Linked DNA regions of Homo sapiens: region 2 is linked to region 1. A link is a contact called in ENCODE POLR2A ChIA-PET data. All regions are on one chromosome and are shown on one strand. The core of a region is the stretch at or near the end of the contact, and the rest is flanking DNA. Distances in the headings are between cores, read along the strand shown. Region 1 has its middle 22 kb from the start of LINC02997. Region 2 has its middle 100 kb from the start of LINC02997.

Region 1 (5,198 bases), core at 1,275-3,774:
GCTTCCCAAGTGAGGCAATGCCTCGCCCTGCTTTGGCTTGTGCACGGTGAGCGCACCCACTGACCTGCGCCCACTGTCTGGCCCTCCCTAGTGAGATGAACCCGGTACCTCAGATGGAAATGCAGAAATCACTCGTCTTCTGCGTCGCTCACGCTGGGAGCTGTAGACCTGAGCTGTTCCTATTCGGCCATCTTGCGACAGTAAGTCTTAGAGCTCCAGAAATGAACTCCTTTGACTCCATGTCCTACATCCTGGGCACACCGGTGAGAGGTGGGTTCCCAAGGCCGAGGAAGCCCTGCCTCTGTGGCTTCGCAGGCTCGGCCCACTTGGCTGCTCTTGTGAGTTGCAGTCAAATGCCTGCAGCTTCTCCACGCTGAGGTTGCGCACTGCTGGTGGCTCTAATATTCTAGGGTCTGGAGGGTGGGTGGCCCTGCTTCTGCGGCCTCCACCAGGCATTTTCCTTGTGGGGACTCTGAGGCAGTGGGGACTCTGAGGCAGTGGGTAAATAATGATTTTCTTGTTTTTATTAATCTTTCTTAAATGTACATATAGCTCACATTTATTTCAGTGTTAAATATTAGAAGTGTTTTGGTTTTTCTTTAGAAGTTTGGTGATGTTTTTGTGAACGGAAATAGGCCATTACTGTTATTTATATCAATTAGCCTACAATAAAATTGGTTTTGTTTTTTGGCATTTCACTAAGTGAGGACTTAGCTGTATTGTTTGTTTTAATAAAAAATATAATTGCTCCTCCATCTCTTTAAGTATAATTGACCCTCTAGGAGAGGGGGCATGGTTAGACTATGGCTTTGAATGTCCTCTGGGTACAAATGGGTGTTAAGAATCTATCTGCTTTGAGGATTCAGGTACCAGTTCGAGAAATGCCAGGCTATGCAGTACTGCTCCTTTAGCGGAGGTTACAGAGCCATAGATGGCCATGTGTTTGGGATGTTATCAAGGGAATTTGTGCACTCAGTAAAAGGTTAGACTAGAGGAGGCTTAATGACGTCTAGTTTTCTATGGCATTAACATAACATAATGATTGAGGGTAAGGTTGTAGAGTCAGATGGGCCTGGGATTTGACTCCAACACCTGGCAGTTGTATGCTTTGAGGCAAGTTATTTAATGTCTTAAAGGCTCAGTTTCTGAAAGAGTAAAGAGTAGTTAATTATACCTACCTCATAATGGGTGTTGGAAGGATTAAATTAGCTGGTATACTGAAAGTACTTAGCTCAGAGTCTGGCACATGTTAAATGTTCATAAATGGTGGCCATTGTTCTGTTTTTTACCAAGGGGGCTCTGGGACAGGAGTGGAAATGAGCCCTCAGGCCATCTCCTTACACTTTCCTTCTCTGTGCTTGCTCCCCTCCTTGCTTTGCCCCAGTTGTAGGAGGTGATTGGAGCTTTGCCTGGCAAAACATGATGGACTGATCATGAGCCATTTCTTCTGCAGCAAATAAAAATGTTTTGGATCCTATTTCCTGCCTATGGTCTTGCACATCCTTGGAGGAACAGTCAACTGCACTGAAGCATTTCTTCCTCCCTCTAACTGCTCTGTAGGATGGGGTAATGGGCATGTTGTTGGCTGCAGCAAAAGGTGTCCACCAGGGCTTTTTCCCCTCTTAATACTATGTAGCAAGACAGGTAACAATTTGACCTTCTTATATTTATCACAAATAAGGAGAGCAAGTGATAAAGTATAGTAAGGACATATGAATTCTACATAGAAAAAAAAGCCAGTGAGAAAGTGTTCTCTTTCTCTCTCCTTTTAATGAGTCAGACATTGTAACCACATTTCTTTGCTAACCAGTCATTTGTAATGCATAGAAATTTAGTCAGCTAGAGCCTGTCTTCCAGGTGAGCGGTGCCAAAACCAATCGATCGTTTCTGATGCTGCTTCTGTAACTGTGCCATGGAACTAGCCATAGTTATGAACATTCTGCTGCTCTGTGCTGCCTCAGAACATTCCCCACAGGCCTTTGTGCCTTCTCGTCATCATTATCAGTATTATCCCTGTGATCAAAATACATGAATTTTGTTTTCTGTTTGAAAAAGCACTGCACTAGGCAAAATTTGGGAACAGTCAGATCCCTGCTTCAAACAAATTTACACTGTGAAGATCACCGTAAGAGGTGAGCAACTCTGAATAAACATATTGCTCAAATAAGCAGTGTCACAATGACTTCTTAGAATGGACTGTTCACGAGATAATCAGGCCTTGGGTAGGAAAACAGATAAAACAGAAGGTTACTGTTGATTAATGTTTTATTTTTGCTGAGCCAGTTTGATGCCCTTAACTACCATTTCTGTGCAGCAAAAGGGGCCAGCAAAGACCTTTCTGATAAAAGTTCAAAAAGCCTTATTGTAAGAGTGACAAAAATGTTAGTGAGTAGAGTCCTTATCGTGGATAATGGAATAGTTCCTCTTGGTGGAAATGGGCTGTTCTGCCAAGGGAACTCAAGGGAGTGATTGGGAGGTTTTTGTATATTATGTAAGCAAGTTTATTTTGGGAGCTCGGGGCAGAGTGTGCTGCTGTCTTTAACCACATGTGCTTATTTCCATAATGACCACTTCTTTCCTGGGCTGTGTGGAACATCATCTACATTAGTGCCGGGTGAGCAGCCGTGAAGAGGTGGTAAGGCACCAAAACTAGTGAGATGCTCTGATGATGCTTGTTGAACTCTGCCCAGAAGTAAACATCTGAATTTGGAAATGTAAAGATATTACCAGTTAAACCAATCCATTGCATTTGGATTCCCATTCACAAATGCATCCAAAAGCCCCTTACAATACTCAGCTTTCACTCTCTGAGTAAAAGTCTCTATCTTTTCTAGTTTATTCACTTAAAATAAGTATTGACCAGAAATTGTTTATGAACTCATAGTGCAAATTCTGTAGGCCTCAAACTTAAAACCCTAAATAGTTATGGCTTTATGTTTTGAAAGTTCGTGTCCTTCCTAGGATTTTCTCAGCTCTACTGTTGCCTACTTCCTTCTTCTTTATATTGTTCTGCAGCCTGCATTTTTCTGAATATGTTTCTTTCATTTTCATGAAGCTGGTGCTTGATCTGATCTCTCCACTTCCTTCTTAAAATTGGTTTGGCAAGTATGAAAGTATAGTTTTTACAATGGTAAAAATCATGATTCTCAGGCAAATGCAAAACAAGCACATGACAATGATTTTATTTAATTCATTAAATAATGGAGGGGGCAGGTAAAACAGTAAAACCAGCCCAAAAAGCACTGGAAACGTGACATATATAGTCAATTCAACAAAGAAATGTTAGGATATAATTTCTGGGTTAGGCACAACACTGGTTAATGTCCAGCAGGTCCGTTGGTTCACACTGTTAGTCTATTTACTCTGGATTAAATTTATTTATGTTTCTAGTAATAAAAATGTCCATGTTGGCTGTTACAGAGTTGTAAATTGTTGTAAAAAGTGCACCCTAGCACTGTACTGAAAGTACACCCAGTAATCTCCTTTCAAAATATTGGAATAATATTTTTAGACACAATCTAGTCTCTCACATTGCAAAAATAGAAAGAAAGCAAGCAAAAATCAAAAATATTCTCTTCCTCATCTCAATTCATTTCTTCCCTATTGCTCTCATGCCCTTTCATAGCCAAAGTAGTAGAAAGAGTTGTCTAGTTTCACTGGCTTCATTTCCTCACCTCTCACTTACTCTCCAGTCCACTCCGATATGAATTCTAGCGCCATCATTTTTTTCTCATCTTCTGCTGTGGTCACCAGTGACCTACATCTTTCTAGATCCAATGAATGTTTTTTATTCCTTATCTTATCCGACCTTTCAGCAGCTTTTGAATTTAACCACACATTCCTTGATACATTCTCTTCCTTTGGCTTCTGGGCGCTAATACTCTCCTGGCTTTTCGCCTGCTTCTTAGGATCCTTCTTCTCTGTCTCCTTGGCAGGCTTATTCTGTACTGCTCTGACATTAAATGTTGGGATTTCTCCATGTCGGGCTCTAGACCCTCTGTTCTTCAGTACTTTCTTCTCAGACACCACCCAAGCTCATAACTTCAGTTATCCCCATTTGCAGATGAAGCACACATTTGTTATCTCCAGGCTACATACTTCTGCTCATATACATGCCTGCTTGCTTGACACCCTCTTTTGAATTCCTAGAGACATTTCAAGTTTAATCAGGATAAACCTGAACTTATGAATTCCACTCTCCAACACCCCTAATTAAAGCAAGTCTTCTCCCAGTGTCCCTATCTTAGACAATACTACCTACTCAGCAATGCAAGCAGCAACCTAGGGAGCAACTGAGACATATCACTCACACCAAACCCTGTTGCCTTCAGACTCACTGTGGATGTCTACCTCCATGCAGAGCTGCTCTCCAGAATTCAAAGAAATGGCCTTTAGAATTTATTTTTATTTATTTACTTGTTTTATTAATTTTTTATTTTTTATTTCAATAGGCTTTTGGGGAACAGGTGATATTTGGTTACATGAATAAGTTCTTTGGCGGTGATTTCTGAGATTTTGGTGCACCCATCACCCTAGCAGTGTACACTATGCCCAATGTGTAGTCTTTTATCCCTCGCCAACACCCACACTTTCTCCCTAGTCCCCAAAGTCCAATGTATGATTTTTATACCTTTGCGTCTTCATAGCTTAGCTCCAAGGTATGAATGAATAAATACAATGTTTGGTTTTTTATTCCTGAGTTACTTCACTTAGAATAATAGTCTCCAGTTCCATCCAGGTTGCAGTGAATGCCCTTATTTTGTTCCTTTTAATGGCTGAGTAGTATTCCATGGTGTGTGTATGCATGTGTGTGTGTATATATATATATATCATATAATATTTTCTTTATCCACTTGTTGATTGATGGGCATTTGGGCTAGTTCCATAGTTTTGCAATTGCAAATTGTGCTGCTATAAACATGCACGTGCAAGTATCTTTTTCATATAATGACTTTTTTTTCCTCTGGGTAGATACCTAGTAGTGGGATTGCTGGATCAAACAGTAGATCTACTTTTAGTTCTTTGAGGAATCTCCACACTGTTTTCCATAGTGTTTGTACTAGTTTACATCCCCACCAACAGTGTGAAAGTGTTCCCTTTTCACTGCATCCCTGCCAAGATCTATTATTTTTTAATTTTTTTATTATGGCCATTCTTGTAGGAGTGATGTGGTATTGCATTGTGGTTTTGATTTGCAT
Region 2 (5,198 bases), core at 1,812-4,311, 82 kb before region 1:
TCGACATGTCTCCCCACCTCACTCTGTGTGTGATATGAATTCTGCATGTGTTCTGCATTGACCACCCATTCCAGGATCGTTTTTATCAATGTAGATGCCCTACCATCCGAATAATTGTAGACCAAACCTTGTTTCCCGACTACCAGATCAGGCCTTTGCTGACTTAGACCTGAAGAGAAGGAAAATATCACCTCCTGGACATTTGAATCCTAAATAGACACAGTTGGTGTACATTTCTTTACGTCAAGTGTAAAGAGCAGAGAATCAGTCTGCTAATTAGGGCTTTAAGAAGGAGAATTCTCACATCTGCTGTCAGGCAGTGATAATTCCTAGAGAGGGTATAGTGAGAGAATCCCAGTTTCCTGCTTTTTGTCCTGCAGTGATGATCATTGTTGAACATTTTGCAGAATTTTGTATTTTCTGTGTGCTTTTCTGCTTTCACACTAAATGCTTCTGGACACTGCTACATATTATTCCCATCAAGATCTCACTCTTTATAGTAAAGATGCTTGATTTTTAGAACAGGCAAGAATCTGAGGCAATTTGATCTGGCTGTAAATAAAGTAATCTCTTAGGTAGCAGTAGCCAGAGCAAAACCTAGCTCCTTGCTTCCTACTATAATACTTTCCCAAACATACTTTCTGTAGGAAACCTTCATTGACACTGATGACCTTTTTTTTCCTTTTTAATTTTATGCTAGTTTGAGTTGTCTACTAATTTTTCTGTCTGTGTAATAATGCATCCTCACTTCAACCTTGGGTCCCATAGGGTAGAAATTAAACTTGACACTTCTTCGCCTGCCTCTAACACAGTCTTGGGCAAGTGGCAGGTGTCCCTGAAGTTCTTGTTGACAAGTGATGGATTGTTGGCTTCCTTGAAATTCCTATAATTTTCTCTCAATTCCTTCCCCTAAGTTCTCTGCTTCTATTTTTACAGTTACTGTATATATTTAACTATTTACTTAGCATATGGTCTTCAGGAAAATTTTTCTCCCCAGTTTTTTTCCATTCAGTGCTTACAGTTTTGTAAAGTATGGCCTTAATATCTCTGCTCCTATTCTCCATGACAATACATAAGCTTCTTGAAGGCAAAAACATTTTTTGACACCATAAAAATGACTGATGCAGTAGTACCTTAAAAACTTCTTTTGAGTGAATGATTGGATAGTTTCCAAGTCATCCCAAAGTGTAGATTCTTGACTTGTAATGGAGACGGGGCAGCTTACCTATTGTCTCTTTTTTCCTGTGGGTATCTAACAGCTTTCTATGAGTTACTCAGTTAGAGGAGGAGTGTTCAGGTTCTCAGAGCCATCTCTTCCTGGAGAATCCAGCTATGTCTATTAAAATGCAACATACAACTAAACATACATACACATGAAGAATATTTGCATTACCAGGATAAACCTTAGATTTTCTTCTGAGGACTAAAAACTAACCAATCTACAATGTTCTCTCTGTATTTCTAAACCATTTAATTGTTATTGGTAAATAATATTGACACTAATAAAAATGCATGTATTTATTTTTATAGTTTTTTTAAGCATTCCTTTATATCCGACAATGATGATGCTTTCATGAGCACTTTGTTTAAAATGAGTAGATTCTAAGTGTCTGGACAGTACTCCAAATTTCTGTAAGACATCTGTCAACCCATTTCAAATCAAGGGCAATTTTCAAGCTATATTTTTTCCCCACTTTGTTTTTTGTATGGAATTTATTTTGAAGTGGTTTTTGTGTTTTTTTTGTTTGTTTGTTTTTTTGTTTTGTTTTTTTTTTTTTTTGCTTTTGTTTGTGTGGAGGAAAGAGCCTGCTGTTATTAAACTTAAAAGGGAGTTGGGCTGTTTTCTCTGGTAAAATTTCATTTGGGTAAGGTCAGTGAATAGCACCTGCTTTTCTTGAGAATTTGCATGAACACTGTAGTTATGGATTTCTTCCATACCTAATGTCAACACGTTGTCTCACAAAATGCCCATAGGGAAGGCCCCTCATCATTTGTCATCTGGGGCCTGTCTGCTCTTCTGGCTACTCTGGAAGGCCATCTGGCTACTTAATAAAACCAGTACATCTCTTGGGTCTGTTCAGTGATGCCTACATGCAATTTAGATTTTTCATAGACTTTTCCAAGATCTGTCCTGGATGAGCATACTGCATGCCTCACAGAAAATGTCTCTGCTCTTTTATGCTTTCTTTGTTCTGAGTCTTGGAAAGTGTATAGAAAGGTCTCAGTGTTATGAGCACACACGGAGAGTAATTAATGGATACTAATTAAGCAAGGGGTGGGAGGTATAATGCTGTGTTATTGACCATTTTCAAGTATGTTGCAAGCAGAGTCTGTACTTTGTGTTCCTCTGTTCTTAGTATGAACACGACTTGGCATGAGAGGAGCTTGGCCATGGAGTGAGTAACCGGTGAGCAACTGTGCAGTTGATGCCCCAGGACATGGTACTAAACCTGGCTAGTTGGGTCTCTTACAGTTCCCTGCAGACTCCCTTCCTCTAAATCTGGACTGCAACCTGTCTCTAAGGTCCAGCTCAAGGCCCATATTATTTAACAATATTCATAAAATATTTATTGAGTGCCTACGACATGCTGGACAATTGTTGGGGAGACAGTGAAATCTAAGACAGACATGTTCTGGCCCTCAGGTAACTTGCATTCTGGTGGGAAAGGTGGAACAGACAAAACATCAAATCAACAAATAATAAACAAGACAAGTGTAGCAGACAATACTAGTGCCTAATCTTCTTTTACTCTCTCCCTGTCCCCCTTGGCATTCACCTCTGTGCACAGAGGGCTGCTTATTGCCAGCCCTTGTGACTTTGCCCGAGGATTTTTTTTATAATCTTGGCCAATGTACAACGCTAGGTGGAAAGGCCAGTCAATCAATGCTGACTGGAATCAATGAATAAATATCCTAGCTTCCTTTCTCTCAGGCGGGACAACTCTGAGGCATGTTCTATACTGTTGTGAAAAAAAATTGTGAAAGACTTGGAAGTGGGTAAAAGAGATTACTGGATGTTCTTTCAAAGGAATGTTGGGTATGATTTAGTGACCCTCAGGCATTGTCTATTCCATAAGAGCATACAGCTTTGATTGTCTGACTAAGTATTTTATTTTCTGTCTGTAGAGGCAGAAGTTTGTGGGGCACTGATGGCAAAGCTGATGGACTGCAGATGGATGTTTTCTGTCCATAGCAAAGCAAATGTTTACCACTCATGACAAAGTCAGTGGATTTTGTACAGTAGATAAGTCAAATTTTTATTTGAACTCTTTGTAATATCATACTAGTTCCCTTCATAATTGATAAGTTGAATGAAATCCTTGATATGTGTTCATTTCATGTTTGCATGAAATAAACGATTTTACCATTTGAAAATTTTTCCTCAATAGAAGCTCCCCAGCAGGACTAAGCTTCAACTGGCTTCCTTCCCTTTCCTGCCTCACTTCCCCATTCTTTATCCATGTTCCTCGGGAGGAACTCCTTAATAAAAAAGCTGATTTACCTCAGGGTCTGCTTCAGGGGGGATCAAGACAACAAATAAATCCCACTCCCTGCATTCCTGAAGTGACAGACCCATTGTCTCCCTGACCTTCTCTCCTACAATACCTACAGTGGTGTAAGAACTGTTTTATGTGAAAAAGGGGAAGAATATGCTTGTTTTACTCAAGAGTCTGAGGAAAAGAGACATAAAAAGGTGAGGTAAGGAGGAGGTATCAGTGGAGGGTACAACACAGTACCTTGTGATGCAATCCTTCCTTTATGACTCCTGTCTGTGAAGTTATTAAGTTCAAGAAACACTTAGGTGTGGGTCAATTTCTGACTTTGAAAGGGCAAAGTTTATATCTGATGACAGTACAAGGATAGAACCAAAAGTGTGGAAATGCAGTTGATATGGTTTTTCTGTGCCCCCAGCCAAATCTCATCTTGAATTGTAGTTCCTATAATCCCTACGTGTTGTGGGACCAAGTGGAGGTCATTTAATCATGGGGGAGGTTTCACCCATCCTGTTCTCGTGATAGTGAGTTAACTCTCACAAGATCTGATGGTTTTGCAAGGGACTTCCCCTTTCACTGAGCACTCAGTGTCTCTCCTGCCACCATGTGAGAAAGGGTGTGTTTGCTTCACCATCTGCCATGATTATAAGTTTCCTGAGGCCCCCCCAGCCATGCTGAACTCTGAGTTAATCAAGCCTCTTTCCTTATAAATTACCCAGTCTTAGTTAGGTATGTATTTATTAGCAGCGTGAGAACGAACTAAAACAGCAAATTATTACTGGGAGTGGGGCATTGCTATAAAGATACCCAAAACTGTGGAAGTGACTTTGGAACTGAGTAACACACAGAGATTGGAACAGTTTGGAGGGCTCAGAAGAACACAGGAAAATGTGGGAAATTTTACACTTTGGGGGACTGTTGGAAGGGCATGATTGTGTTTTGAATTGTGAGGACATGAGATTTGGGAGGGGCCAGGAGTGGAATGATATGGTTTAGCTGTGTCCCCACCCAAATTCATCTTGAATTGTTGTTCCCATAATGCCATATGTCATGGGAGGGACCAGGTGGAGATAACTGAGTCATGGGGGCAGTTTCTCCCATCCCGTTCTCATGATAGTGCGTGAGTTCTCATAAAATCTCATGGTTTTACAAGGGGCTTCCTCTTTTGCTGGGCACTCATTCTCTCTCCTGCTGCCAGGTAAAGAAGGATATGTTTGCTTCCCTCTCCACCTTTATTGTAACTTTCCTGAGGCCTCCCCAGCCATGCTGAACTGTGAGTCATTCAACCTCTTTCCTTTATAAACTACCCAGTCACAGGTATGTCTTTTTTTTTTTTTTTTTTACATTTGGGTATTCTTTATTTATAAAGTACCTTTTCAAGTCTCTTGCCTGTTTATCCTTTGTACTGTCTTTCATTTTCTTTTTTTTATTTTTTTTATTTTTTATTATTATACTTTAAGTTTTAGGGTACATGTGCACATTGTGCAGGTTAGTTACATATGTATACATGTGCCATGCTGGTGCGCTGCACCCACTAACTCGTCATCTAGCATTAGGTATATCTCCCAATGCTATCCCTCCCCCCTCCCTCCACCCCACCACAGTCCCCAGAGTGTGATATACCCCTTCCTGTGTCCATGTGATCTCATTGTTCAATTCCCACCTATGAGTGAGAATATGCGGTGTTTGGTTTTTTGTTCTTGC

The links. ChIA-PET counts read pairs that join two places held with the same protein, here RNA polymerase II (POLR2A).
Region 2: POLR2A ChIA-PET joins it to region 1 with 17 read pairs in MCF 10A. The contact joins two enhancer-like sites. POLR2A ChIA-PET finds 5 or more read pairs at or near these places in 2 of 52 experiments (MCF 10A and activated B cell).

The regions. Positions count from the first base shown.
Region 1 is chr5:67,812,942-67,818,139 of GRCh38, reverse strand. No RefSeq gene overlaps it. Among named protein-coding and RNA genes, the nearest start is that of LINC02997, 22 kb to the right of the region's middle. RefSeq lists an enhancer at 1-121. Within about 2 kb of position 2,524, at least 10 of the 41 ENCODE cell types and tissues checked have a DNase peak (open chromatin) inside an H3K27ac peak, as active enhancers do.
Region 2 is chr5:67,895,359-67,900,556 of GRCh38, reverse strand. No RefSeq gene overlaps it. Among named protein-coding and RNA genes, the nearest start is that of LINC02997, 100 kb to the right of the region's middle. Within about 2 kb of position 3,061, at least 2 of the 41 ENCODE cell types and tissues checked have a DNase peak (open chromatin) inside an H3K27ac peak, as active enhancers do.